Regions from separate parts of the Homo sapiens genome. Here region 1 is linked to region 2. The links are chromatin loops, found by intact Hi-C in ENCODE. Cell type or tissue: endothelial cell of umbilical vein. All regions are shown on one strand. Links, peaks and the distances in the headings refer to the core of each region. The heading gives the core; the rest is flanking DNA.

Evidence for each region. Hi-C counts contacts between places; a loop is a spot of excess contacts. Peaks named below come from ENCODE experiments on the same cell type or tissue, not always from the same donor. Only the 100,000 strongest peaks of a DNase experiment are listed, where the experiment ranks them.
Region 1: a loop joins it to region 2, with 6 times the contacts of the local background. A loop is called at or near these places in 3 of 110 quality-filtered maps.

Annotation. Positions count from the first base shown.
Region 1 is chr15:97,558,755-97,575,459 of GRCh38, forward strand. It overlaps LOC105371007 (a long non-coding RNA gene), which reads left to right. Exons shown (of 7, transcript XR_001751696.2): 4 at 1,993-2,154; 5 at 2,987-3,078; 6 at 3,170-3,243; 7 at 6,713-6,869. LOC101927310 (a long non-coding RNA gene) reads right to left here and starts at 1,944. Exons shown (of 4, transcript NR_110756.1): 1 at 1,305-1,944; 2 at 147-344. In endothelial cell of umbilical vein, for the core only: no CTCF peak of the experiment used is centred there; a DNase peak (open chromatin) is centred at 8,407; H3K27ac peaks cover 1,425 bases.
Region 2 is chr15:97,494,545-97,511,249 of GRCh38, forward strand. The region is part of intron 2 of LINC02254 (long intergenic non-protein coding RNA 2254); the gene reads right to left. Among named protein-coding and RNA genes, the nearest start is that of LINC02254, 19 kb to the right of the region's middle. In endothelial cell of umbilical vein, for the core only: no CTCF peak of the experiment used is centred there; DNase peaks (open chromatin) are centred at 7,737 and 9,617; H3K27ac peaks cover 3,359 bases.

The sequences.
Region 1 (16,705 bases), core at 5,329-13,328, 64 kb after region 2:
ACAAGAATTTTATGTAAAAGGGGTCTAAGAATGACCAGGAGTTAATGCGGTAAAGAGAGCATGAAAGAACATTTCAATCCCCAGGAACAGTGCGAGCAAAGGAATGAAGTGAAGAGAGGAAATCAAGTCTGGGTTATCGGACTTACTGCTGAGTGATTTTACAGCTTGGAAGTAACACTTCTCTGGTAGCCAGGTTCTCCAGAAGTGTGCTTGTGAGCTCACAGGTTTGTCATTGGTTCTGTTTAGGGTCCAATGTTGCATGTCATTCATTCTCTTCTTTCCTCCAGACGGGAAGTTCTCAATTAGTGTTACAATGGGATGGGACCCATATATTGGAAATAAAGCTATAGAGGAAAAGGTTGGAGATTGCATTTATGTACAGATTTGGGAGTGTCTGTCAACTCAGTAATGGCTAACATGTCATACATACACGTGGCAAAGATAGTAAAGACAGCAAATAACAAGTACAACAGAAGCCATTGAGGTGGTCATAAAAGAACACACACAAATGTATGCAGATATTTAGTAAGCGCTCATGACAAAACAGTATATAATTTGCGGAAATATTTTCAAATCTAGGCAACACCTCTATGTTTCACTGTCACTGAGGCATGTTAAGCAACTCTCATTTACATGTGAACTCCACAGTGCCCATAATCTTAAACTTGATTTGTAAGATTGTAATACCCATCAGCACCCTTACTCTAATCTAAGAAATTCTGGGAATGAAGAGCAAATAGGCAATATAAAGTCTATCTGAATATTTAGACAAAGAAGAAGTACTTCACTTGTTGCACTAGAAGTAAAGCAACAATTAATTAACACAGGCAATAGGAATTTCTCCTGCCATACCACTTCTACATCTTCTGGGTGACAAGGACCCACTATTCTTTTCAGGAAATGTATTTGACTTTTACTTCGGTATAAACATATGTGAAATAAATAACTTATATTATTTATTTATTATGATGTATAAACATATGTTTATACCTGAAATAAAAGTCAAATGGCTTTGGGAGGCCGAGGTGGGCAGATCATGAGGTCAGGAGTTTGAGACAATCCTGGCCAATATGGTGAAACCCCATCTCTGCTAAAAATATAAAAATTAGCTGGACATGGTGACACACTCCTGTAGTCCCAGCTACTTGGGAGGCTGAGTCAGAAGAATCGCTTGAACCTGGGGGTTGGAGGTTGCAGTGAGCCGAGATCATGCCACTGCACTTCAGCCTGGGCGATGGAGCGAGACTTGGTTTCAAAAAGTCAAATGGCACTGGGGACATAAGACTGAGCCCTGGGGGACCAACCTTCTTGTTATCTCAGACTGTTCCTGAAGTTTTGCTCCTTATTTTCGTGTGACCACAAATTCTTTTTGTTCATTCAGTCTTAAGTTACCTTCTCCTGGTAAACTCATGACCCCTCACCCACTGGAGTTTGTTCTAACTTCCTATCTATGACCAACTTCAAAGTGTCGACCATGTGGAGATTTCCTTCTTGACTTCCATTATTCCAGCCACTTGCATGGGGCCAGCAATAGTCTCTCCTTGGTGTTAGCCAGCAGGACTCTGTCAGGCTCAACTAAATTCCGAGTGTCCCACATAAAATAAAAATTTCTGGCATGTCTTTGATCTTCTACCATATTCCCTGTTTTCGGTAATCAAATGTGTTTAACAATTTGCTTAACCACATGATAAATCGAAAAACATTGTTGCCCTGTTAATATTACGTTAATGCAAATAATAACTCAAAAGGCAAAAATCTGTGGTGTTCAAAATTTCTTCTGTAAAATTTCCGTACAGCGATACTTTTAAAACTTGACAAAGAAATCTGGCTCTCCTTTTTGCTTGCCCCAGCCTTCCTTTCTTCTTCCCTCTTGTCCCCATTTTTAAGGGCCCATTGTGCTCCAAGCACTGTGGTCTGATTAAGGATATGTTCAGCTTGATAAGTACAGAACGTTATTGTCAAGGTTCTGTTCTTTGAATTTTTATGACGCAGAACTTAGAGACCAAGAAAGTCAAAGAAGAAAGGGACTGAAGAATGTCAAGGAAATGACCTAGCACTACAAGCCATAAAGTAATGACAGTTTCAAGGGGAAGAATAGAGAGAAAGAGGAATCATGTGGAGAGGAAGAAGGTGGGGAGTTAAGGAGAGAATTTGGTAAGTAATGACCTGAGAAAAGACGTGCTAGAGTAACTCTGGGATCAAAGAAAGATGAACAGCCAGAAAAAGGAGATTTTTTTTTAATGTTTCTAAGTACTTCATATTCTGATGCCCTGTGAGTAAAATAAGGAGTTTCTTTTTAATTAGGCTGTTCCGTTAAACTTTGTCTTTTGCACATGCCGTAGCTCTGAGACTGACTATATAGATTTATGAATGCAGAGAAAATATAACTAAAACAAAACATCTGGCCAGTCTACGACATAATGCCTGTTATATTTTATAATTCTGTCTGAATAAATATATTTAGAACAAATAATATGACTTATCTTCATTAATTTCTTGAAATAGTTTGAGGACCTAAACTTTTAGCATTTTTAATACTTATAAATTTTGTTTGTCCCATAGTATGTAAGTATGTACAACAAGTTTTCTGAGTTTCATTCTCTCCACTTTGGGCCTGTTGCATGTGGGGGTGTGTATGTGTGTGTGTGTGTGTGTGTGTGTGTGTGTGACTGTGGTCTCAGAATCAAGAACTAGCTTGAGTATTTAACCAACTCAACATGCAAGGTTATATGGTCTCAATTTTACTCATGATAAACTTATGACAAAGTACTTTGTTTTGGCTCATAATAAATATGTGTGTTTCAGCTCCCTTCTTAAGAGACAATGGTGTTAAAATTTAAATTTCACCCCCTCAGTATCATTTTGCCTAAGGCTTCTTTGAAAAAAATAAAAGCAAAAATATCTGGCTTCACCTCAGCCATCTTCTCTGCCTCTGCCCACCCCCAACCCCAGCCTTTTTATTCTCAATTCTCACTTCCCTTTTCAGGTTATAGCCAACAGGAATAGATCTGACAACTGAAATTCTTATGGGTAAAGGCATTGTGGACAAATACAAACTCACACACAATGGGTTCCAAAGTAAGTACGCCTGCAATCCAGGTGGGAAGGATTTCTATGGCCATGCTACTTTTGCTGTCTCTGCTTGACAAACACTCGTTGTTCATTTCAGATAATTTATTTCTGCCCTGCATTAGAAGATGGGTGTCTGCTCAACCTAGATGAGGCTCAACAATATCTCAGAGGGTGAGCAAGGCTTTCTTCCCGGGGGCAGCTCCACACAGAAAACCGACAACCCACTTCCTGGGAAGAGGAGTGGAGAGCAGTTTCATGAAAACAAATGTGCTCTTCAAAGGTGCAAAGGTCTGGAAGAGAGAGAAAGTAGATGGGGAGGGGGGTGAAATTGAAAACAATGTATTTTTCCTTCATTGCCAATCATTTTGCACTGATGTTTCTCACTCACTGGATCAATGGCATTAATTGTTTCAGGAGGATTTCAGATGCCATCTAGGACAAAGAAGTCATTGCTCAGCTAGAATTTCAAACTAACTTTGTTTTTAAGTTCATGATATTAAAAGCCTAGCTTTGTTGAATTAATAAACGATTTCTAAATCCCAAGGAACATCTTTCAGCATATCCCTAGAGAAGCTCTGGGGACTGACTACAGAGGTTTACTGTAAGCCATTGAAACCTAAAGAACGTTGCAACAAACAGAATGAGAAAGCTTGCTGGGGCTGGGAGGAACTTGGAGTAATTTAGAGGCACAAGTCTAAGGCTAAGATGTTTTTCTGAGTCCTTTCAAAGAAGAGCAATCCCATGTTCAGATATGGTGACGAGGTAATTCACCTCCTATTTGGGGCTTAGGGCTCTTTGCAATAGAGTAGAAGTTGCAATGGGCAGATACAGGAAGAATCAGTCTGGGATAGTACATCTGGCTCCCCACTGCCTGTATTTATCTGGGGCATAGAGAATGATTTGATGTGGCTGGAACATAGGTGATGGATTAGGGTGAGCAGTAAAAGCCTGGAAAATTGCTTGCCATTCTCAAAAATTTGGCCACCCCCCTCTTCTCTTCTTCTGATAGTCTCTTCCCTTCTCACTGCTTTAAATGTCATCTGTTTGCAGGGGACACCCAAGTTTATATCTCCTAAGCACCTCCCAAGAGATCTGAAGTCATATATGTATATGTATATGTATGTGTATACGTATATGTATATGTATATATAAAATTGCCTACTTGACATCTCAACTGGGATATGTCATAGGCATCTCAACTGGGACATGTCATAGGCATCTCAAAGTTAATATGTCCAATATTTGAATTTTTATTCTTCTGTAGGACACTTTTCCGTCCCAGGCTTAGTCATATCCATAAAGGGTGCCAGTATCCCCAGCTGCTTAAGGCAAAATTCTTAGCGCCTTTCTTGGCTCCCTGCCTTCACTGTCTCCTCACATCCCACCCATCAGCAGTTCTTGACTTGGTCATTGCCACTCTAGTACAGGAAAAATTTAAGTAAGGAAATCCTAAACTACGACAGAGAGAGTAAAATGGAGTAACGAGGGCATGTCTTACGGCTTGATAACTGTACAGAGAGGACGAGGGAGAGACAAGAGTTGAAGGTATTAGTTGCATGGGCGGATACAAGGGTCGCCCAAATGAATACTATGGGAGAAGCCGATTCGGGCACATTGCATGTGAAGAATATGAGTGACCTACAGACACAGGCATTTATCAGGCAGTTATACAGCCATGCCTGCTACTAAAAGGGAAATGAGAGCTAAAAACACAGATCTTTATAGCTACTAGCTGCTTCAGTGATGCAAGTGAATTTCAACCTAGATTCTCAGATCTTTCATCACCTGGAAAAACTTGTAAAAGCACAGATTCCTTGGCCCACTCCATCATGGTTTATATTCAGCATGTCAGGTAAGGTGGCCAAGACCTGCATGGTTAGAAAGCCCCCTGAGGAAATCTGACGTGTGTCCAGTTTTGGAAACCAATGGATTGGGCCACACTGGGGAATGCTGTGTAAAGAGCAAATGGCAAAGATACTGGTCTTTGTAGAACCCAGCTTTAAGGATCGAGCTTGGAGAAAGAGGAGCTTGTAAAAAGAGACTCTAAAGGAATGATCCGACAGGTTGATGGGGCAGCCACAGAGAGAGATGTCAGAGAATGAGCCTCTTTATCCTCTTTTGTACCATGATTCATGACTACATTATCATTTTCCCAGTATTATTTTCTCAAAGCTAAAAATGTTCCTTTTCTATAGACTACTTCTCTGTAGACTATTTTTTTACGGTATCCTATTGAGTGAAAAAAGCATTTTATTAAAAGCAGTAATTTGTTACTGCTCTAAATGATCTTTTATAGTTTCTAAAACACAGTGTCTTCTTGATAAAGCAGGTCTGAGAGTGAAGTATTAAGCTACTGGAAGTCCTTGCCAATGAACAAAGACATAAAACATAATGTGACTAAGTCTGCTAATGCAAAATGGCTGGGTTGTATTTGCTAATTAGTTTGCTGCTGTTAGCACCTTTCACCTTTTTTTGTTTCTTTGGTAGGTTTCTTCTTGAAAAAAATTAGATTACTTGCAAAAATAATTTTTGAGATTCAAACCAAAGCCATAACTTTGTGTAGGCAGAATTTACACAATGGCGTTCTAAAATATCTTTCCCTTTTCTTCAGCAAGGTGATGCTCACTGAATGAACCATAGGTTAACTTCTCTGCAAAATCAGAGTGCACAGATGATGAGACATTTTATTTTTACTCTTTTGCACTTCCTCAGGCCATACCTGACCCTTTACAGCTAATGTGATCTGAAAGTGAGGAAATGAAGGTATTTGGATGTAAATGCTCAGCCACCTCCACACCTGGGTTTGCACACACCTGAGTGAGGATGCTGTCTTGTATCTCTGTCCTTCCTGTTAAAGACAACTGAGAAAGACCTTGGAGGACGACAAAATCCTCCAATATGTTGTCACTGAAAAGCTGTCGGAAATTTCACAGCTGACAGCGTTGCATCTAATTACTGAATTATTAAAAGGAAGGCATCTGCCTAAGAAGCAACCTCCTGTCACTCAAAAAGATAAATTCAAGTGAAAAGCAGAGGTACAATTAGGTCATCTCACTCACTTTTGCAGATAAATTTGAAATATTCAAACTCAAGAGGCAAGGAAACTTAATTGCGTCTGGTACCCTCTTTAAGAGTAACTTGAAATATTAAGGCAAGTGCATTTTCAGTCCTTGCATTAGTTGCTGGGAGCAACAGTCTGAGCCTTCTGCTAATTTATATTTTTGTTTCAGGCCCAAAGTGTCTCTTTGAACTTAGACTCATTTTTTTTAGTGACCCATTCTCACAAAAATTGTACCTATGAGATTTCAATAGAGGAAATAAGTAGGGGTCGTGGGGCACAGGGTAGGGGCCAAGGATGATTAGAAGGGCCACCGTATAAGACAGGCCATTTTGTTCATAAGCCCCCTTTTTTTGCGTGTAGCTTTGAAATCATCTCACAGAAATCCGCTAGCTTCTCTTGGCCTGTCCATAGAGAAAGTCAATAGCTTGCATTTGTTCTGTTTTTGTATTTGTGTCCTCAAAAAACCACATTTCTTTGTGATCATATTAAGAATACAGTAAGAAATCTAAATTATTGAGCTTTCAATGTTTGCTAGTCTCTATATGTAAAAGCTTATTTTTTTTCTGTTTTATCGCATAGTATCTCTACAAGTTAGACAACAATCATTCATTCCATTTCAGAGAAGGGAAAAATGAGTCACAGGTAAGTAACTTGCATGCTCAAAATAACATGGCTAGAAAGTGGATGAGCCAGAGAATAGCACTAGTGTTTAAACTATCTACGTGTCTTAATTAGTTATTTCTTTTCTTTTAAAGGATTTTATAAAAAGATGTAAAGAGAATGGTAATTGTGGCAGCCTTTTTCAACTTCGTGTTGCAATTGGATGTCTATATTTTCTTAACTGAAGGAGAACATCAACTTTTAGCATAATTTCCTTGCCAGTCTTTACTTGGCCCCTGAGCCTCCCTTTGCACAGCACATCCAACTTTGCCTGCATTACCTTTTCTCCATTTGTACCTCTACTAAGGCGGCAGATAAAAAAAAATAAAAAATAAAACAGGAATCCTTGCTTATTTGTACAACCCAGTTGGCATCTTTTTTCAGTTTCCACTCAATAAATATTTTTCAAACTAATGGAGTCCAACTCCTTCAACTGCAGAGTCCAACTCCTAATGATTGACTTTGTTTTGTGCTGCTTATGACAGGCTAAGGATATTTACCTGTATGACTACCAGACTACCCATGTCTCCAAGTCAGGCAGGATGACCCATTCTAGAGTATGTTTATGATGGAGACCTGGCTCTACGAAATGCATTCAGAAGCATGAAGTCTTCCAGGATGTTTAGTATTTGAAATTTGACCCTGAAGATAAGCTTCTCTAAAGAGACAAGAGGGACTCATTGGCTCAGATTAAGGTCATGTGATTCTTTCCATGCTACTGAATTATATTTTAAAAATTATAAATATTTATATATATATATACAAAAATATATATTATAAAATATGAATTAATAAATAAAAAAATAAGTAAATTTGTAAAGTGTCTAAATATTTATATTATATATATTATATATAATATATGTATTTCCCCTTCCTCACGATGGTATTTAACATTCTTCTCTGTTTAAACCGAACAACGAATCAACTTAGACTCCAGAACCATGATGACATAATGGGTTCCATACAGTGTGTGTAGCCAAAATCCCTAGGTCTAGCTCTCAGTTCTGCTGCATAGCATCTGTGTGAACTTGTGCCTCAGTTTCCCAGTCTATACAATAATAACATATTTAAAAGTGACATACTCACAATCCATAGAGCTGGAACTTAAACTCTGTGCCTCTGCTAGTTGCATTAAATGTTAATTTAATTTTTACCAGTTCATCTACTTAAGGATCTGAACTTGGTCTTATTTATCTTTTCATTCACAGAACCTAGTACAATGTCTAGCACATAGTACCTGCTCAGTAAATTTATGTTGCATGGATTTTTATTATTGTTAAAAGTTTGGCCTAACATGAGAAAATTGCCAAAATTTTAAAGAAATAATATCTTATGGCCCTGTAGGCAAGATATTTTCTAGCAGTAAACAATGATCAGAATTCAGCTATTGAAAAATTATATTTTCTTCCAATATAATGAAACAAAAGCTTATAATGGCATGCTGAGTATAGCATGAAAGCCAGAAGCCTACAAACATGTGAAAAATGTTAACATCACATTTTTAGGCTTATTAGAAACAGCCTAAATAATTACAGCAGTCAAATTACTGGTGGCTTTTGGCTCATGTCCAGGATGAAAGGTCATAACCCAACATACCAGAAGTTTTCCTGGCATGATTGACAGGAAGAGGAAATACACTGATACCTTTCACATGGGAATCACAGCTTGTTGCAAATAGAAGCAAAACACATATCTGGATTTTGTGGGAAAAGTTCATTGTGTTCTGATTCTAATTCTTTGTTCCCAAACTTGCTTAATTGTGATTTATTGGTATATGTGTGTGGGTGTGGATGTGGGGATGTGAAATGAAACAAATGCATACCACAGCAAAATAGAAATCATGCGCTGCTACTTAAAATTGTCATTGGATATATCCCTGTTTTCTCCTCATTGCAGTATCTATTGGATATTTTGGCCCTAGCCAGAAAGGAACCTATTTCTCACATGAATTTCTTTTTCAACTCCTAGATGGGAAATTATGAATTTTGGAGTTTCCAGACAATTGTCTACAATCCACCCACATGAATACAGAAAGTACTACCCCCAGGACTGACGTAACAGGGTAGTCAATCACAGCCTGTCCTAAGTCTATAATATGTGCATGGGTATTCCCATGCTGCAGCTCTAGCTCTGTGCTCTGGATCTGTTGGTATTCCAATGATTCAACACTTGGAGTAAGAGAAGGTTTTATCTTATGTTGGGGATTTTTATTTGGAGGCAGATGGTATACTTCTCAGCTTCAGTTCCATAATGTTTGAGAAGACGTAGGTATTCACAAGATTCTATAAGCTAATTTATCAGCAGGGTCCATTTTGGGTCCAGGTGTGGCTCGTATGACATTTGGATGCTATTTTATTATAAGGCAAGAGTTTTCAACCTCCACTGCACATTAGTCTCACCTGGGGAGCTATTAGCCACAACCATCCACACCTATTACACCTCTGAGCACTTGGGTGGGACCCCGACATCAGTGATTTATATAGCTCCCAGGTGATTCCAATCTGCGATCAACACTAAGAACCACTATTAGGTCATAATCCTCTCCATAGGCAGATGAAACTATATGTACATTATGCATTATTGAGGTTTTCTAAAGCAGTCACTAGCTCATAAAGACTAAGTTGTCTTTAGACTTTTTGAGGAACAAAAATTACATTGCTTGCTCTTAAAATATAAAGAGGTTCATTTTAACTTGGAACGAACAACCTGAATCAATTTCCATTTCGTGTCCTTGGAATATAGAAAAAACTCTGATCATATTCATGTCTATATTTTGAAATATTTTTATTTAATATATTCTCATGTTTCATGAGAGAAAACCCTTTGAAGAGCCCACCAGAGTATGAGATACTGGGTCTTTGAATTCATTTTTATTCAATAATAATTTTTAAGTTCTTTTAACTTTCCTAGCAATAAGAGCTCCCAAATAGTGTCCATGCTACTAAAGAATTCACGATCAGTAGGAAAACCAGTTGTGTGTGCAATTAACTATAATACTATGAGATAATTGCACTAAATGAACTGTTTATTAAGTACTAGGTCGTATGAGCAAGGGAAGATCAGGGAAATTTCCAGGGAGAAATCAACGTTTATGCTAGTGCATGAAGGGTGCTTAGAGGGATCCCAGGTGGGCACCTGGGCAAGGACACGAGAAAGTTGCTAGATAGATGAAATTTACATTAGTTTTGGGATTGAAAAATATGCTGAAAGTGCCAGATCACTGAGAATTTTTACTAATAGCCCTGCTGTGAAAGACAAACTAACCTTCTCAGTGACTCAAAAGAAGTGGGGATGATCGCCATTCTAAGTGGTGTGAGATGGTATCTCATTGTGGTTTTGATTTGCATTTCTTGTGCACATGTACCCTAAAACTTAAAGTATAATAATAATAAAATAAAATTAAATTAAATTAAAATAAAAAATAAAAAAAAAGTGGGGATGAGACACTTATTTTTTAAAAATATTTTCAAGTTAAAATAGTGAAAATTAACAAAATTCAGAATGATTGCTGGTTATTTGTATTTCTATCTTTTCCTCATTTTATGAAATACAGCAAGAGCTTTTTTCTACTCATGATATAGTTATTATAGTTATATTTTCTTGAATTAATGTATTACACAGGGCTAGTAGTCCCACATGGCATGTGCTAATAAGGTAGTCATTAAATCACAAAGACTAAGTGAAAACAATTGCTTTCATAACCTTATATTTAATTGCATGCACAGGTGTTTTTGTTTTGTAGAAGAAATTTTAAGTAAAAAGTATGATTAATTCTCATGCCATCCCAGAATGCCAGATGAAGAGAATTTTTGCCCAATTTAGAGAGAATAGAGCACACAGTTGTTAAGGTCACGGTGACAGAAAGAAAGTGTTTCTGACCTGCAACAGTTTACTTTTCTCCAAATTGCCAAATGACTTCACAGTGGGTTTCAGGGTGGCCACCGACCCGGAGTGTTCCTCTGTATTTATTGTAAACCTGGTACTGTGGACCCACTCCATATTATCTGTGCTATTTTGTCACAGAAAACCTTATCTTTCTCAGCTGTTACTGGAAGGACTCCTGGAATTATTCAGGAGTGTTTACTTGGAGCCCAGAAGTGGAATTCAGATTATCTACCAAATCCAAGTAATCTACAATGAGTTCTTCAAGATAGAAATTAGGCACTGCATACAAAGGAAAGAAACGTCTTGATGAGTGGAATAAACACTGAACTAGAAACCAGGAATTGAGGTCCCACTACTTACAAGCTAGATAACCTTGGGGAAGTCGCTCACCATGACTGGAACAACTGAACCTCACATTCTTTTTTTTTTTTTTTCTTGTTTTATACTTTAAGTTCTAGGGTACATGTGCACAACATGCAGGTTTGTAACAGGTATACATGTGCCACGTTGGTTTGCTGCACCCATCAACCCATCATTTACATTAGGTATTTCTCCTAATGCTATCCCTCCCCCAGCCCCCAGCCCCGAACAAGACCCAGTGTGTGATATTCCCCACCCTGTGTCCATGTGTTCTCATTGTTCAACTCCCACCTATGAGTGAGAACATGCAGTGTTTGGTTTTTCTGTCCTTGTGATAGTTTGCTTAGAATGATGGTTTCGAGCTTCATCCATGTCCCCACAAAGGACATTAACTCATCCTTTTTTATGGCTGCATAGTATTCCATGGTGTATAAGTGCCACATTTTCTTAATCCAGTCTATCATTGATGGACATTTGGGTTGGTTCCAAGTCTCTGCTATTGTGAATAGTGCCACAATAAACATACGCATGCATGTGTCTTTATAGTAGCATGATTTATAATCCTTTGCGTATATACCCAGTAATGGGATCACTGAGTCAAATGGTATTTCTAGTTCTAGACCCTTGAGTAATCGCCACACTGTCTTCCACAATGGTTGAACTAATTTACAATCTCACCAACAGTGTAAAAACAGAGAGCATCTCCAGCATCTGTTGTTTTCTGACTTTTTAATGATTTCCATTCTAACTGGCATGAGATGATATCTCATTGTGGTTTTGATTTGCATTTCTCTGATGACCAGTGATGATGAGCATTTTTTCATATATATGTTGGCTGCATAAATGTCTTCTTTTGAGAAGTGTCTGTTCATATACTTTGCCTGCTTTTTGATGGGGTCGTTTGTTTTTTTCTTGTAAATTTTTTTAAGTTCTTTGTAGTTCTGGATATTAGCCCTTTGTCAGATGGGTAGATTGCAAAAATTTTCTCCCATTCTGTAGGTTGTTCACTCTGATGATAGTTCTTTTGCTGTGCAGAAGCTCTTTAGTTTAATTAGATCCCATTTGTCTATTTTGGCTTTTGTTGCCATTGCTTTTGGTGTTTTAGTCATGAAGTCTTTGCCCATCCACTGCCCATTTGCCCATACCACTGACTTTCTTCACAGAATTGGAAAAAACTACTTTTAAGTTCATAAGGAATCAAAAAAAAGCCCAAATAGCCAAGACAATCCTAAGCAAAAAGAACAAAGCTAGAGGCATCACACTACCTTACTTCAAACTATACTACAAGGCTACGGTAACCAAAACAGCATGGTACTGCTACCAAAACAGATGTATAGAGCAATGGAACAGAACAGAGGCCTCAGAAATAACACCGCACATCTACAACCATCTGATCTTTGACAAACCTGACAAAAACAAGCAATGGGGAAAGTATTCGCTATTTAATAAATGGTGCTGGGAAAACTGACTAGCCATATGTAGAAATTTGAAACTGGGTTCCTTCCTTACACTGTATAAAAAAATTAACTCAAGAACCTCACATTCTTTAACTGAATATGGAGAAAGTATGCTTGTCTTTTCATCCTCACAGTGTTGGGAAAACCAAATAAATGTGGGAGGATTTTACAGTATGTAATGTGGTTCACAAGGGAGAGCCACAGATATTGGGGTTGCTATTATTATTTGGCTTTTACAGTTTGTCAAAGCCATCTTTCTTTAAAGTAGAAATGTTAGAACCAGCAGAAAAATACAGGTAAACCAGCAGAAATTACTAGAGAGAAATGATTTAGAATTGTGGGTTTAGTCTCTCCAAATTATCTTTTACATAATGAGGTGATACTTTATGAATAATTTTGTATCTGGATTTTTCACTTACTAGTTATGAAAACAATCTATGTCTTTAAAATTTTCTATATGTATAATTTAAAAACCTTGTATTATTCAAGTTTGTAGATGCCTCATTTTTATAATTTTATTTTTATGCATAAAACTTTGCCTGGATTTCAAATGTTCTAATCATAAATTCCCAATAAGGACATGATTGAATCAAAATACAGAAACACCATCAATCAAAGCTTTTAATTTGTAATTCCAAGCTGATTTCTTAAAAGCTTTTTATAATTGTACCAACACCATCAATTTGTGAGTGTATCTGTTTCAGCACACCCTTATCAACATTGTATATCCCAATGTTTAGGAATAAATGTTGTTGTTTTGTTTTCCATTGTTTTTGGAAAGGGAGGCAGGCTTAAGGGTAGAGTAGAATTTCTCCATTTATAGAACCCTTATTATGACAATCATTCTCCACGTAATCAAAAGTTTTTTTTTCCTTTTCCTCTGCCAAATAAAAATGAACATTATATGAAGTTAAGAAACTTATAGTCATGCTGATAGATTTAAAATGAACGTTATGAACATACTTTTATTTTCTTCTGAAGCATATAGCAGAGATAATAATCACACAAGTGAAGCCGTTTGAATTTTCTAATCTAGGATTTTAGGAAACTAGATAAGGATTTCAGTGTGGCAGATACTTTGCTTATCCAGAATCCACATACCCCACGTTTTTCTTAAGAGCACTTTCATGATGCACTTTGGAAGTGCCCAATTTGCCCAGACCTAGTGGCTCGGGCATGATTGTCCTCAGCCAGTCAGTATAACTCCATTCTCTTTTAGCAGATGATGCTTATTTTTCTGTTTCTCTTAAATTAAGGAATCCATATGTCATCATTTCTGGCCAGTGACCTCTGAGTGGAAGTCTGAGAAGAAGTTTCTGGGAAGAAGAGTCCTGTTATGTCCTCACTCTGTTGTTTCCTGTGAAGGATACTGGTGGGCAGAAGGGAAGACTAGATTGAGGCATCCATCTTGACATCATGAGATAAAGACCATCAAAATTCCAGAAGTACCTAAACAAATGCTGGAAGCAATCAACCAATGATGAGACCACCTCCCGCCAAGGGTATGTCCAGCTCTTTAAGGTTTTAAGATACTAAGAGTCGATTCATAACATTAGTAAAAAAGATATAAACTAGATATATGAAATTTGCTAATAATAAACTGGATAGGAAAACACGCCAATAATACACAAATTTGAAAAAAGAAAAGGCAGTCACAATGAAAATAAAGCCATGAGCCGTCACCTGGAGAAGACAGTTGACCAGCCATAGCTATAAGCTAAGGTTCCCCCAGAATGGGTATTTGCCATAGACCAGGAAATATGCAGAAGTCAATCAATCACAGAAGTTGAGTATAGAATCAAGATTTACCAAATATTTGAGAGAGGTGATGCGCATGAAAGAGAAATAGAAAATCCAAAATTAAGAATAACTTATACCCAGGATAATAAAGGTAATAGAGCAAATATATATTAAAAAAATCTTAAAATAGGAGCTACAGGGGGTATTATGATTGTCATTAAAAAAATAAAAGAATATATGTGAGGAAACAAGTACCAGTAGTAGTGAAAAGAACAAAATAGAGATTTGGGGAGGAAAAGTTAGTCCTGTAATAATTGTCGTACATGTATAAATAAGCACATTACATGTACAGAATAGCAAATTAGATAAAATGAAGGGCAAATTGAAGAGCTAGAAGGTCAAATTGGGAGACATTTGTAGAACACAGCACAAAAAGTTAAAGAGAAATAAATGTGTAAAATGAGGTCTAAATATTTTAAAGAGAGATCCAAATTTTCAATGTCTATGTAAAACCGTTTGTATATTGAGTGACAAGAGAGTGGAAGAGAGGAAAAGATTGAAAAAAACAGTAGCAATAAATATCCCAGAAATGTTGCATAATAAATATATTCATAAACAAATAAATATCATCTGTCCTCAAGTTGAATGAGTACATGGTACTGAGTGGACAAAATTTAATCACAAGCTAACCAAAAACTCACATTGAGACAACAATAAAATCAAGTTTTATAAAACTAATACTGAAAGAAGTAATCTTAGATGCCAGAAGAAAAAGAAAGATTATCTAGAAGGAAAGGGAGGTCAGACTGACACCAGATTTCTCCTTAGCAGTATGGAGTAAAGAAACCCAGCAAAGTGACATCAAAATTCTGAGAAAGAGTATTTCAAACCTAGCATGCTATACTCAGTCAAACCAGCCAAACTATCATTGGAGATTGAAGGGGATAATAAAGTTTCTTTCCGACATAGAAACCTTACAATTTATAGAACTTCTCTGAAATAACCATAAGAGAATGTACTCAAAAATAAAAATGGAAGAGGGAATATACAAGAATTAGTTTAAACAAATAAATATCTAAAGCCCTATCAAGTTTTTATCACTTGTAAAATTTATTCCACAATAAACTAAGGGGTAAAATGCCTATGAAAGGAGTGAGGTGAGCACAGAAAAGAAAAGTTTGCTCAGATATAGGATATAAATATTGAGTAAATTCTGAACTGAATACTTCCCGAACCCATCATAATGAGAATATCTGGGGAGAATCCTGGAATATATTTTCAGGGAGGACTACACCTATTGACCAAATTAAATTGAACTGCAATAATTTAAATATAAAAAGGGAGATGGATTCATGAATTTTAGTAAAAAGTAGTAAAAATTGAAAGTAGTATATATGCGTGATAAGATATATACAAAAAAGAATAAAGATTTTTTTCAAACATCTATAATGCTACTATAAAATTTTTAAAAACCACCATTGATACTTGGGAGGTATTTTTTTCTGGAGTCTTTTCTTTGCATATTTTTATCTACCTGTGATCAGAATGTCTGAAAAATGCTATCAGACATTTCTACTTATTGTTACAATGTTACGTTGTATTTTTGTATCACCTATTTTTTAATATAGCAAAGTTTTGCCTTGTGAATGGGCATCATTTTCTGACTCCTCTTTTATCTCAATATTTCTCAGTTTAGTTGTCCATACTTCCTGTTTCTACACAGATTTCCTTTGGGGCAGAACATAATCCCATTGGGCTTGTTTCCACCACTTCATTTGAAATGCCTATCGCAGTTATCAATAGCCCTCTATGGCAAGTTTCAAGTTCTGAGCCCGTCTTACCAGATGGCCTCACAGCATTTGGTATATACACTAAAATCCAAATTTCCATCTCCACCATCACCCCCTAAGCTGAACTTGCATATATATTTCCCTTCTCAAAATCTCCAATCGGGCATCTGTTAATCCTATCACATATGAGGTATCTGAAACCAACCTCTTGATTTGCACTCCCCTATGAACCTTCCTTTAGTTTTACCTATTTCAGTAAATGGCAACCCCATCCACTCCATTGCTCAGGACAAAAGCATCATAGTTTTTTATTATTTCTTCCTCTTATACCCCTGTTCTGAATTAAACTGTTTCAGGTTGTCACGACAAGGACCCCATCCAAGTCCATGTTAATCCAAGTGGGCAGATCGCTTGAGCCCACGAGTTAGTTTGAGATGAACCTGAGCAACATGGCGAAACCCTGTCTCTACCAAAAAACACTAAAAATTAGCTGGGCTTGGTGGTGCCGCGCCTGTAGTCCCAGCTACTCAGGGGGCTCAGGTGGGAGGATTCCTTGAGCCCAGGGAGGGGGAGGTTGCAGTGAGCCCAGACCATGCCACTGCACTTCATCCTGAGTGACAGAGCGAGACCCTATCTCAAAAAAAAAAAAAAAAAAAAAAAAGAAAGAAAAAGAAAAAGAA
Region 2 (16,705 bases), core at 5,697-13,696:
TGTATTATACCAGTGTTTAGTGTCATCAAAAGCCTAAAAAGAAGTGAAGCTTCTTATTATAAAATATTTTTACTCCTTGAGAAATTTATTTTACACACCAATAAAAATGTATACCATGTTAATTAAAAATACTAATTTCTATATTAATAAACGTCTTTTATTTCAATATCTTTTGGGGAATAAATCGAGTGAAATTTGGAAATTTCTTCTGTACGAATTACATGTAAGAATTTGTCATCTAATTACTGCATCAAAGTGACTGATTTGTGATTGTCAGATCATTGCCTTTACCTTCTTTTTAGCTTAGAAAAGATGCTTATGTTCAGAGACTTGGTTTAGGAATATTTCAAATATTTTACTTTATAGTGTAGGGATTTGCCAAGGTTTATTTTAGGTCCTTACTTTCTCTCAAGCCTTTAAAGATGACTCCTTTCCATTCGAGAGGTCTCGTCTGAATTGTCCAGCACTATTAACATACTATAATAAGAGGCTTTGACTTCATTGGGTTACAAGAGAACACGATGTATTCCAAAAGGAGCCTTCAGAAGATAGTGATACAGAGGGATACAGGATATACAGGTTATCTTCTGACCCACTTGCCTTTCCATTGATGTTCAGATACTTGGCTTTATGCCTTGGTGCTTTGACACACAAGCATCCAATTATTTTCAATTTAGATGTAGTTGTCAGCACCTTTGCTTTTCAACTCTGATCATGGGTTTCCTAAGTTTCAAAAGGAAAGTAATGTTGAAAAGAATAAGGAGAGGTTTGCAGATGTCCCTTCTTCTTCCACAAATTATAGTAGCATAAATTCTGACCACAAGGTTGAGGGGAAAGAAAGTTCACCATAGAAGCATAGCAAAGGTGCTATAGGTTCATAGAGAATGAGACAGACAATGATGTCATCCTCAGTTCCTTCCTCTCCCTGATTTTACACACCTCTCTACCATCCAACCTTGAGGCTTCATCTGAGAAACAGATTTCTAATTTCTTTTTTACTCACCAATGCCTCAGTCTTAGTCTAGAAACTTCAATAGTAAAAATGCTTAATTTTGGTGGTCAGTCCAGTGAGTGGGCACAAGATAGCCAATATTGGTTTGTGTTAGTCATTCATGTCTAGCATCTGTCTATTGCCTGGCTGAATGAAATGATAGGTTCAGTTTTGCAGGGTACGGTATGAAAAAGTATTTATTTCAAGTTATCATACTTAAGTTTATTCAAGGAATAGTTCAGATTTTATTGAAACCTGTGCTTTAATGGTCCAATTAGCAAAAATTGTAATATTTTCACACGAGTGAATTGAATACCACGGTGTTGCATCTTATGAGTCTTCCCCAAGGAGTCCTGGAAAGTTCAAGTATGCTGTAGGGAGAGATTTAGTAGTCCTCTACAGAATTGTGTTACCATCTCAAAAATGCTCTTTGATTTAGAACTGGCAGTTCAAGTGTGACTATAAATTGTAGAGTAAATCATGATGGGGAAGGGGAATAAATATTATACCTGAGGGTTTGCAAGACACTCTCTAGACAGTAGAAAGCTTTAAATCAGCTAGTCTTGCTTATTTTCTCTTCTCTATAGAACGTTAGCAAAAATCATGAAGTTATGATGGAGCATAGCTAAATGACTTGATGGCAATATCCACATGGCTATGTAGGAGAACTATTTGTTGTATTTATATGAAGTCTTGGATAAGAATTAGAATCTATCACTCCTTCACCAAAAAAAAAAAAATCAATTTAAATGAGTTCAAAGTAAGTAAGATTATTTTAGATAGGCTATTTTCCCAAGCTGTTGAATTGCTAAAAATGCAAATTAATATTTTCCAGTCATTAACACTGGAAGGATGTATTGTGAAAACAAGGTGTTTTAGGTTAAGTTAGAAAGCAGAGGAGGCTGATTACTCCCCTGTGATCATCCCCTATTATGATGCCAGCATCCGCTGTTATGATGCCATAACAGATATTTGTTGCTGCTTCCTGTTGAAAAGCAGGTAACTACAACTAGATTGAACTTGGCAAGTGGAAGCCCACATAGATAAACCTATGCAAAATCACTGTTCTTCTACCCTAGTCACAAGTCCATCAGACAAGGACAGCAGTGGCTGGGGGAAGGACCTGACTGACATATACAGAAGAGACCATCTATTTAAGACAAGCTCCTCTGAAGTGGATGACTTTTCATCATAATTCAAATGGAACATAAGTATCTTTACATATTGTGCCCTGAAGAAGAAACACTTCCTAGGCTTCATTGTTACCTATTTTCCAATCATTTCCTTTTAACGCCCTGACCACACAGCCAGACCTTTAGCTACTTGAAATGAATCAGTGTAGATCTGTATCTCTGGTCACTTCTCTTTGCAGAGAAAAATAAACAAAGAGGTGTACTGCTCAATGTCGCCCACTGCTAAAATATTCCTTTACCACTGCCCTTCAGCACCTCCCCTGAGTAAGGTTACAGTGCTGCAGTTGTCATTGTTTTTGGCTGGTTCCAGCATTTTACGCAGACTCTCTGTAATGAGATCTGAATATTGTTCATACTTACTCACCAGAAACCCCCCATAATGTCATAAGAGAGGTAGAGAGAGAAGGGAATATAGCAGGAGTGGAAGCTTCAGGACATACCAATGTTGAATCCTATATATATCACTTCTGTTTAATGATGGAGTACTGCTGTGCATGGCCAATTTTATGACTGTGTGGATCAGAAAATATGCAGTTTTAAATCAGTAGCCTAGGTCACCTGGCTTGGTAATACTGTCATTCATAGTCAAGTGTTTTATCTCTGCTAGGACCTAGTAATAAACAGGAGCTGTTCCTCAAAAGAAGAGTAAATACACACAGAAGATGGCAAAGTTTTGTTTCAAAATTCTGATGATTTATGTTGCATAGTGAATTGAGGGCGTTCACCTACAAAAGCTGTCAATGGCTCTGTACGACATCCCTTCTGCCAGTGACCCTTCAAAGCACCAATAGAACTGCTTTGTCATATGGGCCAAAATCCCAGAACATTTCACCTGGCAACCTGAACTTGTTAGAGGATTATCTGTTACCCTGGGCCCCACTCAAACTGGTAGTCTTATGGATTACTTGGTAAATGGGTTGGATTAACATGCCCAAATTTGGTATATGTTGCCTCCAAAATCCAAAGAAACTCATTTTTTTTTCCATTGTGCTAAGAGGACCCAAATGCAGCAATTTTCCCTTACCTTGGAAGATATATGTTTATATGCTGAGACCATTAGATTCCTAGAAATTTCACCAAGGAATTAGGACTAAATTTTTGTGGGATGTATTTTCCATGCTCTAGCACACTTGTGCCTTCCTAAGATTTCCAGTATAATTACAACTTTCTGCTTACAAGGTCCAGTCAACATAATGTTATCAATGTAGTGGGCTAATATGGGGTCTTATGTAATACAGATATGATTGAGGTCCTGTGGATTGGATCAGGGGTTAGAAAACTATAAACCATAAACCAAACCTGGCCTGTGACTTGTTTTTATAAGGCTTATGAGTTAAAAATGGTTTTTACATTTTGAAGGGTTTTTTAAAACACAAATAATAATATGGAACAGAGACTATATGGGGACTGCAAGTGTAAAATATTTACTAGCTAGTTCTCTAGTTGCTGGATAATATTACAGAGGGCTAGGTAATTAAAATAAGACGGTGTATAAGTGCATTGTTGTTCCTTCCAGATGGAAGCAAACTGCTTCTAGTAGTCTTCATTAACAGATACAGAGGGAAAAAACACATTTTACAAATCAGTAACCACATACTAGGTACAAGAAGATACATTGATTTGCTCCAGTAAATCAAGAATAACTGCAATTTAAATTATCATTAGATTAAGTCTATGATAATTTCCTAGCTTCTCTAAAATCCATATTTTGTATGCATGGTCAAATAGGCAAATCGAAAGGGAATACAATAGCAATTCACCTCTACATTCTTCAAGTGCTTCATAGCAGTACTGAATCTCTGGAATTCCTCTATAAATAAAATAATAAAATAAAAGCAATATTGCTCTTGGATTACTGTTTTGGTAGGTAGAAGCTGTACTATGGGCTTCCGTAATAGTCCTTACTAGAAAGCTCACTGAAATAATATAAAGATTTGGTGAGTTATTAAATATGCCTGTTTATGTTATTCATTTTGGAACTGAGCAAATAACAAAAGGCCAAGTTGAAGGACCCACTTGGCCTGAATCAAAATTCTGTTAATTAATTGCCTGGTCTCTATAAATCCCTAATATGATGGGTGGACAACAGCAATATCTGAGAACTCCAGAAAGAATTTATGACAGAGCCAGTACCCAGTAATCCATGAAAAGTCTGAATAAGTCCCCTTTCCCAAAGCATAGTTACCCTATTTAAGGGCTAGACGTCCCTTATGGGAATACAAGGAAGAATATTATATAAATTGCTGGCAGACTTGCAGGTTTATCTCTCATGAGGATTGGACTTTGTATCCACTTAAAGGATGCTAGCTGAGGAACCAAGACTTTCAAAATGTGGTGATTTGAGTGAAACTTCTGTTAACAAACCTAAAACTTTGCTGATTACACAAATATGGAAGGTTTTTGAAGACTCCTCATTTATTTCAGTTTTAAAGACACTGCAGTCAATTGGCCTAACAGAAAGATCTCTGAAGGTCAAACCATTCTGATTACTACTCTTGCTCTGTTGCCTATTTAGAATCACCACTTGAACTGTCTCTGGTAGTTGTCTTCCCTTGGCCCCTGTCTCCCGAGCAACCCATCTTCAAGGGTCCAGTTCTATAGCAGCATTTCCCGCTCATAATCTTGACCTAAACAGAACAGCCACCACAGAACTCTTGAAGACAATGCTTCTCTTAGCAGTGTCTCTCTCAACGCACTGAGAAATTTGTAGAGGCAGTGTTCTCTGAACTTTCCAGGGTAGCATAGCAATCTAGCTAGAGTTAAGCGAGGAACGATTACATAGAGTACACAAAGACACCCCTATCATCCTAAGCCTTGAGGAGCCTTCTCTTCAGTATGTAAAGGAGGCTCAGGATTCTTACCTACCTACTAGTAGCCTAATAGTGTTGGCTACTATTTAGTTCAGCCTCTAGTCAAGCAATTGCACAATTGAATAGAGTCGGTCCCACCTCTTGCTCTACTGCATTGAATCCAAACTCTCTACTTATTACATCTCTGTTAGTAAATATTCTCCTGGCCAAGTGAGATGGCTCATATCTGTAATCCCAACACTTCGAGAGGCTGAGGAAGGAGGATCACTTGAGCCTAGGAGCTTGAGACCAGTCTGGGCAACACGGTAAGACCCTGTCTCTAAAAAAAAAAAAAAAAAAAAAAAAAAAAAATTAAAGAAAATTTAGCTGGACATGGTGGTCCTCAACTACTCAGGGTGCTGAGGGAGGAGGATCTCATAAGCCCAGGAATTCAAGGCTGCAGTGAGCTATGATAGCACCACTGCACTCCAGACTGGACAACAGAGTGAGACCCTGTCTCAAATTAAAATAAAATAAAATACAATTTTTTTCTGATTCAATATTATATCCCTTCTAACTTGATCCAACACTTTTATGGGCCAATATCATAACTTGTCTACAGGTTTCTGTTAATCTAAATTGGCAACAACTTACAAGTCTGTTGGTGCATGTACTTATACCTCTAGGTCCTCAGGGACTGGATTATGGTTTCAGGTCCAAAAGCAATGAGAGACAGTGGGTAAATCCTGAAGATCATCAGTACCCTGAAGACGGTGACCTAAGTAAAGGTTATTACAGGTTATTCAGGAAAAATCGTCACCTCCTTGGATGGAGACAATATGGCTGCTTCTACTGGCAAAGGAGGCTTGCCAGAATTTAAAGTGTAATGTCTTCAGCTTCACTGGAATTTCCCCACATGTTTCCATCCTAAATTTATAGGTTCTCCCTCTTCCCAATGAATGCCCCAGCTTTAAGTTGAGATTCTTAAAAGTTGTGAATTTAATTTGCATTGTTATTTAGCCACCATCAGGATTAGCTTTGAGGTTTGTTTTTCAGAAATCTTACCATTGTGGCTACGGGGATAAGAGTTTATGTTAGGGCAGCCAGAAAAGCTTCTTAGCCCTTGATCTAGAAAAGAAGCTGAGAATTAAAGCCTGAACTTTTCATTTTCTTTATTCAAGTTATCCTGTGCAACCAAGACCAAGAGACATTATATTCTCTATCATCATTAAAACATTATTTGTTATTAGTTACTTGCCCAAAGCTTTGCCTTCAAAGAACACTTGCCTCCAGCTGACTATAGATGATAATCTAAAGAATGTTTTGCCAATGCATGCCAGGGACTACCAGTGTCCTGTTTATCAGTGACATCAGGTCTTCAATGCTCCTACGTCTAGTCAGATCAGAGAACCAACTCCAACTTTAAGGTTCTTCTTGGAACAATTACTGCATTAGTCATGGTCCCCTCAAGATAGTAGAGCCACTATGAGTTTTAGGAGAATAAGAGATGTGTTATAGAAACTAGACCTTACACAAATGCAGACATAGAAAAATGAAGCTCTAGAAGGGATAGTCAAAGACCAGAGAGTCACTAACAAATTTTCCTGAATTGCTGGCATGAATGAAAGATTAAAGCTTAAAGAGAAATATGAGACTTCAAGCATGTCTAGTATCCAACTGGAACCATGAAGAGGGAGTTCACAAAAGGGTTACATAGAAGTTGTGGTCTCTGTGTAGCTACTGCCTCTGCAGGCTTATGGTAAAACATCTACTGGTGGGCCTATGGTTGCAGTTGGGCCACAAAGCCAGTAGTCAAGAAGATGAGTTGGATATGAAGTGGAGGAGAGAGAGGAAAGCTGGATTCATACCCAGTGGGTGACTTTTCTCTCTTCATCTCCAGGTTGATTGAGACAACCATCTGAGAACAACAGCCACCACTTGACTTCTGCTTCTGCAGCTCAGCAAGTTCCTCTTTGATCCCTATTGTGCTAGCTCAGAACCACACAGGGGAAGTGACACTGGGATGTGCAGAGCAGATCTCAGCCACAGGTCTGCAAATTTCTAGTTGTATGTCCTTACGCAGGGCATTTCATCTTTTTAGCCCTTTCTGCTTCTGTACAATAGGAACAGTATGATGGTTCTGTTCCATGATGTGTAAAAAATAAGATGATGTTTTAATGCAAACTTATTTAAGCATATAAAGGAAAATATTTTTCTTCTACATTAATTGCCTTGTATTAACTACTATACCATGCAAGACCCACCCAGACTACCTAATTCCTAGACGATATTTTATAATAATAGATTGTATGGTATTTAGAGAACCAGCAAAGAAAATAGATAGATAGCCTTTGAAGCTAGATCTGGGTATGAATGTTGACTCAGAAACTTACTAGTCATATATCCTTGAGCAAGTTGCTACACCTCTCTGATCCTCTGCTTTTTAAAGGGAGGATAATGGAAATTGGATAACAACACCTGCTCTTTAGAACTATTCTAGGGATTAGAAATAATATACTGGCCATTTACCCATAGTTACCACTTAATAAATGTTTGTCATTATTTCCATTATTATCATTCAGACTGCAAAATACCCAGTGCAAGAATTAAACTCACTCCTACAACAGTTACCTGAGCACTTAGAAAATAAATTAAAGTTGTCCATGTGTGTCCATAGACAGGCACTGTCCTCAGAGGATTTATGGCTTATTCACCTAGCTTTGTTTTGTTTTAATTTCCAGGGCCTGGTACAGGACGTGACTCATACTAGGCCCTCAGTAACAATCAGGACTCTGGGAACTTTGGCATGTACACATAAGCTGCCATTTTCCCCGCTCTAAAGTAAACCCATCAGAGATCTTGAAAAATCTGCATTTTTCTCTTTAGAATTCTCATGTAAGATGTGAAAGATCTGATCTACAAGACTTAGAAATGGACAAAGAATTGCACACATGCACACACAAAAATCAGTGCTGGGTAGCCTGGCTCTGCAAATGGCAAAGAAGAGTGCTCACTTGTCAGTAATCATTGTTTTACATACCTTAATTCTGGAAAGGGCACTATCCCCCTGAAAGTATGCACAGGTTAGAAGACCATTCCTTTACAAAAAACCAAACACCGCATGTTCTCACTCATAGAGATGGGAATTGAACAATGAGAACACATGGACACAGGAAGGGGAACATCACACTTTGGGGACCGTTGTGGGGTGGAGGGAGCGGGGAGGGATAGCATTGCTAAATGACGAGTTAATGGGTGCAGCACACCAACATGGCACATGTATACATATGTAACAAACCTGCACATTGTGCACATGTACCCTAAAACTTAAAGTATAATAATAATAAAATTAAAAAAAAGAAGACCATTCCTTTAACTAACCAGTATCAAGTCAATTAGCTGTTAATTCATGAACATATGATTGAGCATGTCCGTGGATCACCTGGATTATGGAATGAGAGTAAAAAAGAGATCTTTGGGATCAAGGCTATGAAATTGATTCTCCTTTTAATCACAATGAGTTCCTGGGAAACATATCACAAATATTGAAAGGCATAGAAATTATTATTCTTTACTTGTTCTTGTAAAGTTTACAAGAAATGTTTTTCAAAAGCATAGTATATTCCCTCCTAAGTATCATTCAGTCTAGTAATGCATTTTACCCAATATACCTCTGAGAGTACAAAGGGTTGTGATAAGGTTGTGCTTATAGGCTATGGCAGGCCATTGATTGGATTTCTACTTAAAGTTTTTCTTTTTAAGATTCTATCTAAAGTTGAAGACTTTTATAAAGATTAGCCTTGTAAATGTTGCTGTATATTTTCTGTGATGGTATTGTTAAAGATACTATTGATTATATTATATTTCTATTTACTTAGAGACAAAATCCAAAATATGAATTTTGAAATTCTTATATCTGGATATAAATACTGACATGAATAGCAATTATATTTTCTTCCTATAGAGTGTTCTGTTAATGAAGCACTTTCCAATTTACCTACATCAGTACATTTAATTTTTCAGTAACATTTTAACAACAGTTGTATTATCTGTATTTTAGCTAACACTATGACCAGAAAGAATAAATTTCCGAAGAAAATTTAATTTACTAAAATTCCAATTAGTAAGTAGAAGAGGCAAATGACCATCCACATGGTCTGATCTCAAGGATATTTATGGGCCATCCTAGTGTTCCACTTTTAAAACCAGTGTAGTCATCGCTCAAAACAAAATCTTTGTCTTCCTTAACATTTAAGTCAGAAACCAAACTGAAACATGAAAAATGTAGATGTGAGTTGGAAGTTGGCCCTTGTTCATTCTGTTATCGTTCTCCCGGTGCTGTTAGCCTCCATTGCTCTGAGTAGGGTGCTGGAAAATAATATAAAAGTTTGTGTCTCCAACAGGCAGAAGTGCATTCTCTTTTACTTGTTCAATTAAATGATTTGACCTAGAGGCAACAAACAGGTTAAGTTTTTGGCTTTCAAAATTGGCCATGATTTTTCTTTCTATTAGGAATATTATGAGCTGCTGAAATTCCATGTAATGGATGTAAAAGTCAACAAAAAACAAAAAAAGTCCTTAACTAGCAAAGACTCTGTTTCCTGCCAAAGCAAACACTATCCCTAAAGCATCATTGAAAGGCGTTCTTATCAGAAACAGGCCAGACATATATAAAATCTAATTACGGAAGAAATATATTCTAGAGAAAAGAAATTGTGACACTGGTGAGTCATAGCCTCATGATATAGATGGGAAATGACAGTGACTCATAGCTGTTGGTATCCCGTGCTTCAAACTGGTTTTAGCTTGACTGGCCCCCACATTTGAAACATCTGCACATGACTAGAAGTCTCAATCTGCTTAAATTTCAATACGTCAGAAAACTAAATCCACCTCTACTTTGTCTTCCACCTCTATGGTTAGTTCTTCATAGTGTTCAGAAAGTTCATTTAAAAATAAAGCTAAATTTAGGTCATTCATCTGCTTACAATCTAGGAACACATCCCAAAGTCTTCCACATCCAAACATACTCTACCCTATGGGGTCCTGCCTTCTCTGACTTCACATATTATTCTCCCTACAGCACACTGCATTCTAGCTCATGGCCTTCTCTCTGGTCGGAAATAAACCAAGCTTGTTTCTATCCCATGGACTGTGTGCTGAATCCTTCCTCTGACAGGAATGCTCTCCCGCCTTCTTCCACCCCCTTTTTTTTTCTTCTTGTATTTCATTCTCAGGTTAATGTCACCTTGCCAGGGAAAACTTCTCTCATCACTCTATCCAATGTCTCCATTTTCAGAATATATACTGAATTCAAATACTTCTTCTTCTCTCTACTGTCATTTAGCAACAAACTTCTTATCATTTCTTGCTTGGATTATTGCAATAATTTCAAAACTGGATTGCCTTCTTTCAGTCTTGCCCTGCTTCCACAGTTTATAAGTATAACGTCACTGTGATCCTTTTAAAACATCACCGTCTAATTCATGTCATTTTTCCTCTTGATATATTCCAAGTGTACCCCCTGTCACATAGAACAAACATCAAAATTCTTATATTATTCTCCAGGGGCCCGGGTGGCCTGACCCATGACTCTGACATCATCTCCTACCTACATCTCTTGCCTCTGCTCAATACCCTGAAACTAGATTCCTGGCTATTTTTCTCTTTTTTTTTTTTTACATTTTTTAAATTATACTTTAAGTTCTAGGGTACATGTGCACAACGTGCAGGTTTGTTACATATGTATACATGTGCCATGTTGGTGTGCTGCACCCATTAACTCGCCATTTACATTAGGTATATCTCCTAATGCTATCCCTCCTCCCTCCCAACTAACTTCTGCCTCAGGTATTTTGCATTCTTCCCTCGAATAGCTTCACTACCCATTCTCTCACTTTCCCCCAGTCTCTGCCCAAGAAAAAGCTTAGTGAGGGCTTCCTTGATCACCCTCTAAAACACTAATAATCACTCCAGTCCCTATGTCAACACTGCGAATCTCTCTTACTATGCTTGGCTTTTTAACTTTGCACTGATCACTATCTGCCGTATTCTACATTTAGCAACTTATTTAATTACTATTTATTGTCTATCTTTCTGCAGCTAGAATATAAGCTCTATGAGGGCAAGGACTTTGAAGTTTTTGGTGCACTGTTCTCCCCCTGGTTTCTAGAACTGTGTCTAGTACTCCATAGGCACTCAAATATTTGTTGAGTGAATATTGTATGATGGAGTCTTTTTCTCTTTACTAATCTAATCCTCCTCTAGTCATTCATTGCAACAACAAAACTTCCAGCTGAAAATATTCAAAATCTCGTGATAGTCTCTCCTCCTGTAATTGCCTTGAAGTCTTCTTAGCACCCAAGACCTTAGATTCCCTTCCCTTTACCACAACGTCATTGCAAACATTTCCTTAGTATTATTTCTGACTTATAATTCTAGGCCAGCTGGCCTTTACTACTAACTCATTCTGTTGCTATTACATGATTTTATGGACACCCATCAATCCATCTTCTTGTGTACTGTTCGAGTATATTTCTAACCATGTGACTCCTTGGCTTGAGAACCTTAAATTACTCACTACTGAAGGCACTGCTTCTTAAATATTTTATAGTAAAGTAGTAGCTTCTCCCCCAATTTACCTCAGATTGATATTTGTGTAAAACATAATTAAAAATAAATGAAAAATGGGAGCTACAAATGGAGTTCAAGTTTATTGTTAGATTTGGCAGATATAAAATTATACTTTAATTACTATACTCAGGATAAAATAATGGAAAACAAAAGAATTTGAATGGCTTTAGTCACTGAAAATATAAGTACAGACAATATACAGAGAAAATCTTTATTGTACTCATAATTTTCTGTTGTTCTGTAATCAAAAATTAAAAAAAAACTAAAGAAAATAGCTAATCCCCATATTGAATGCTTATAAGTATATTTTGAACCAATACTCATATATGTCCATGTGTAAATCATAATTGTGAAAAATTTGCTTGCTTTTGCTTGTTAACTCATGTAATCTATATTGAATTGTGGCAGCCCTACCTGTGGTTGATAATGTATACCTGAATTGTTTCCAAGTTTTTTTTCTAACAATACTCAAAGGAGAGAAAGCAATCTTACAGTATGTTATGAGACTAGAAGAGGAGATTTTAAAGCAAGCTCAGAAAATTCTTTTATTTTCTTTTATTCATACTGAAGCAAATAATGGTATATTATAAAATTTTATTTTTAATTCTTCATTGGTAGCAAGTTCCAATCTTCTAATGTCCTACATAAATCTGAGTTTTGATTGAAAAGATGAAGCTTGTATCCCTAAATTTCCTATGTGTCATTCAACTTTTGATAGAAAGTAAAAATTTTAAACTGTCCACCAACTTGTAGTTTGTACTATTATGACCTTTTATAAATGTGCAAGATCAAGACCATCAACTTTTTATTAAAAATCATTGTTAAATTATGAAATATGTTAAAACAATCTGTAGAAACTCTGTTCTTACAAGGTTCTAATATTTGCTTTTGCCCTTCAATTTTACCTTCTATTTGCGTGGGAACATTACTATTAATTTAAAATACCAAAGATATGACAGAAACAAGCAGGTCTGGTTGTCCAATTAGCATCTTTTAAAAAGTTGGGTCCAAACTGGTGACTTCTCTTACAGAAACACTAATAATTAATCTTCCAGTTTAGACTTTTGAAACAAAGATTTTTCTCTTCAAAATCTGTACCTCAGCAAAAAAATCATTGTTCATGATCAGTTTCCATATTATCCCATAAAATGAAAACACTTTGAAATGCAATACACTAGGCTTTGTGTAATTCACAATTTTTACCAAGTTACTAAGTCACTGTTTAGTTCAGCTGACATCGTTTTTCATATCAAAACATTCTCAGTGAAGGAAGCAGTTTATTGATTTATTTTCTGGTTCAAGTACCTTAATCTAGGTAACACCTTAATAATGTTTTCCACCTGGGCGTGGTGGCTCATGCCTGTAATCCCAGCACTTTGGGAGGCCAAGGAGGGTGGATCACTTGAGGTCAGAGTTCGAGACGAGCCTGGCCAACATGATGAAACCACATTTCTACTAAAAATATAAAACTTAGCTGTGCGTGGTGGCGCATGCCTATAGTGCCAGCTACTAGAGAGGCTGAGGCACGAGAATCGTTTGAACCCAGTGGGTGGAGGCTGGAGTGAGCCGAGATGGTGCCATTGCACTTCAGCCTGGGCAACAGAGCGAGACCCTGCCTCAAAAAATAAAAAATAATATTTACCTTGCATTGCAGCTGTGCCATCAAATGAATATACTCATATACAAAATAGGCATGTAACCACATTTACTGATATGAATCATGAGCTTGGACATTGAGGCAATATGAACTTACTGTAAAACTTTATGAATAATTATTTTCATTGGCTACTACTTATTTAATCAGAGACTGTTGACCTGGAGTCCAGTTTGCACACACTTGGAGCAGCACTGTTCTCGGCACTATTCACAATAGCAAAGACTTGGAACAAACCCAAATGTCCAACAATGATAGACCGGATTAAGATAATGTGGCACATATACACCATGGAATACTATGAGGCCATAAAAAACGATGAGTTCATGTCCTTTGTAGGGACATGGATGAAGCTGGAAACCATCATTCTCAGCAAACTATGGCAAGGACAAAAAACCAAACACCTCATGTTCTCACTTATAGGTGGGAATTGAACAATGAGAACACATGGACACAGGAAGGGGAACATCACAAACTGGGGCCTGTTGTGGGGTAGGGGGATGGGGGAGGGATAGCATCAGGAGATATACCTAATGCTAAATGACGAGTTAATGGGTGCAGCACACCAACATGGCACATGTATACATACATAACTAACCTGCACGTTGTGCACATGTACCCTAAAACTTAAAGTATAATAATAAAAAATTTAAAAAAGGCCAATTTTGGACCTTCTCTTTTTTCTCACCCAAATACCTTTTCTCCCTCCCTATTCACTCTTTAGTACCTTGCTTCGTGTTTCACCAGGAAAACTGAAACGACAGAAGATAATTTCCGTCTTCCACTATGACATGCACCATTTATCAGTGTCAGCCTCCGTGCTCTCACACTTGGCTTGTTACTCTCACCCAAGACAATCCCTGCACTAGCACTCTAGATACCATCCCCTCTTGCCTACTCAAGAACGTCCCCCCAGCAATTCTCCCCTCTGTCCTACTCCAAATTTTTGCTCTCTATTGGATTTTTTCACATCATATAGAATCTGTTATTTCTCTCATTTGAAAGATCACACACACACAAACATACGCTTATGTCCTTGTCTTCACTTCTTCCTCCAATATTGGCTTCATTTATTTGCTTCTCTTCACAGTAAAAGTGCTTAGAAGAGTTGTCTATATGCATCGCCTTCCATCAATCTCTTGCTACTCTCTTTGAAGACTCTCCAACCAGGCTTTTCACTGCACATCTCCAGAAGAACTGCTCTCACCAAGTTCACCAATGACCGTCATACTGCTAGATTCAGTAGACATTTCTCAGACTTCATCTACTTGGAGGCCCAATTTGCATTATTATTTTTTTGATATGCTTTTCTGTTCATTCTCACTCCCTTGGTTGTCTCGTTCTGGTTCAATGTTTTAATACTCCCTTGTATGTCGATGACTTGTGTTGTTACACCTTGTGTTGTTATCCCTACCCTACTTGCCGCCCCACTATAATGTCTAACTATAATGTCTAACACCCAGACCTGGTATCAGAGTATTGCAACACCATTCATCCTATTGCTCAGGTCAAAAGTTTCCTTTAGATCTTTTTTCTCATATTCCACATCCAATTCCTCAGCAAGTTCTGGGTGTTTTGTGTATAAAGATATCCAGAAAGTATATGTGGATGTACATTCTCACCACTTCTGCCTCAACCATGATGATTCTCACCACATCGACCTCTCACCACATTCTCACCACATTCATCGACCTCAACCATGATGACTGCTCACTTGGGTTACCACAACAACATCCTAAGGTACAACCTCCATGTTTGTACCTTTGCTCTCCTCTGCAGCCCATTATCAATATACATTCAAAATGATTCTTTAAAAATACAAACCAGTTCATATTACTCCTCTTTCCAAAACCCTCAAATATCCCCTTATTTCACTCAGAGTAAAATTCTTGGACCTTAAAATAGATCTCTGCACTGTCTCTTACCTCCCTGACCATGTATTTTCCTTCTCCTCCCCTCAGGTCTCAAGCCCTTGCAGCCTCACCAACCACATACCAGCCATGTCCTCTCTTTGGATAATTTTCTGTTTCCTCCTCCTGAAATGCTTCTCCTTCAAATTGTTGTTGTTGTGTTAATTCTTTTGCTTTCTTCAAGTCTTACCTCAAATATTATCTTCTTAACAAAGCTATTTCGACCAACTGATTAAATATTGCAACTTCTCCTTCCTTCCCAGGCATCCTACTCACAGTTACTATATAAATGTGTATATTTATTATATTTATTATTTATTGTTTGTCTTCACCCAAATAGAATGTAAACTCCCCCAGGGCAAGGATTCTTTCTCTTTTCATTCTGTGACAAATTTCAAGTGCCTAAAATAGGGTCTGTTACATAGTAGAACTCCATGAATATCAGTCGGATTAATAAAGGAACTAATGATGGAGAAGTTATTTCCTTACATGAAACTTATACTTGAAAGGGTCCACGAATTCTCAGAAAAATAATTGAAAGGACCAACAAATTCTTAGAAAAATAAATAGGACAAGACCACACCTAAGATATTAATTGTGAGATTTAAGAACACAAGGGATAATGAGAAAAACATAATTTACCTATGGTTAATTGGATGCCATGGAGAATGGAAAGCTTATCAACCTTGGCAATGTTAAAGTAAAAATAAGAGCATAGATTCTCAGAGGTGAAGGGGCATGGCAAGGGAAAGGTATGAGTTACAAATTAGGGAGTCAAGAAGATAGTAAATAGGGAAAATATAACAGGTAATGAATAAATAAATAAGGCCCAAATACAGCCTATCAATAAATAGTCACTAAAAATATAATTTAAATATATAGCCATGACCTCTGAAAGAACTAACATGGTAAATGACAAGAAAAAGGGCTGCCTTTTGGGGACAGCATCAGGGATGAACCAGCGCTGCCTCATTTTAGACATAGGGACTGATAGGAGCTTTTAAGAGCTGTTGTGCATTTGAACTACCCCTTTAATAGCAGCCGTTATATGAAAGGGGCCTTTGGCACTGCTAGAACCAAAAGAAATGTGAAACTCCTTGACTTGCAAGACTTTCTCTACAATATAATTTAATCACATACCTTAACATACATTTTGTAAATTAGGTTTAACACTATATAATAATTCTTTGAATTACAGGCATTATTCCCTCTTGAGTACATACATCAGTCATTAGCCTCTTCTTTAGCCCCTCTAGAATTATGGGGTGTTAACTATCATCCAAGACATATATTTTACCTCACAGGACTAGGCTCCATTACTGGAATCACCTAGGTGCTTGATAAATGTGTTCCACAAATTAATTTTTTTAATGTTCCATGTTTTTTTTTTTCAAAATTCTCAAAAATTTTCTCTAATTCCTCTATAAAAAAATACACACATGAATATGCATGCATGTGTGCAATCATGTCTCTTATCTTCTCTCCAGCTACACTATCAACCCCATACCTGGGACACCTTCATTTTTATAAGCTGT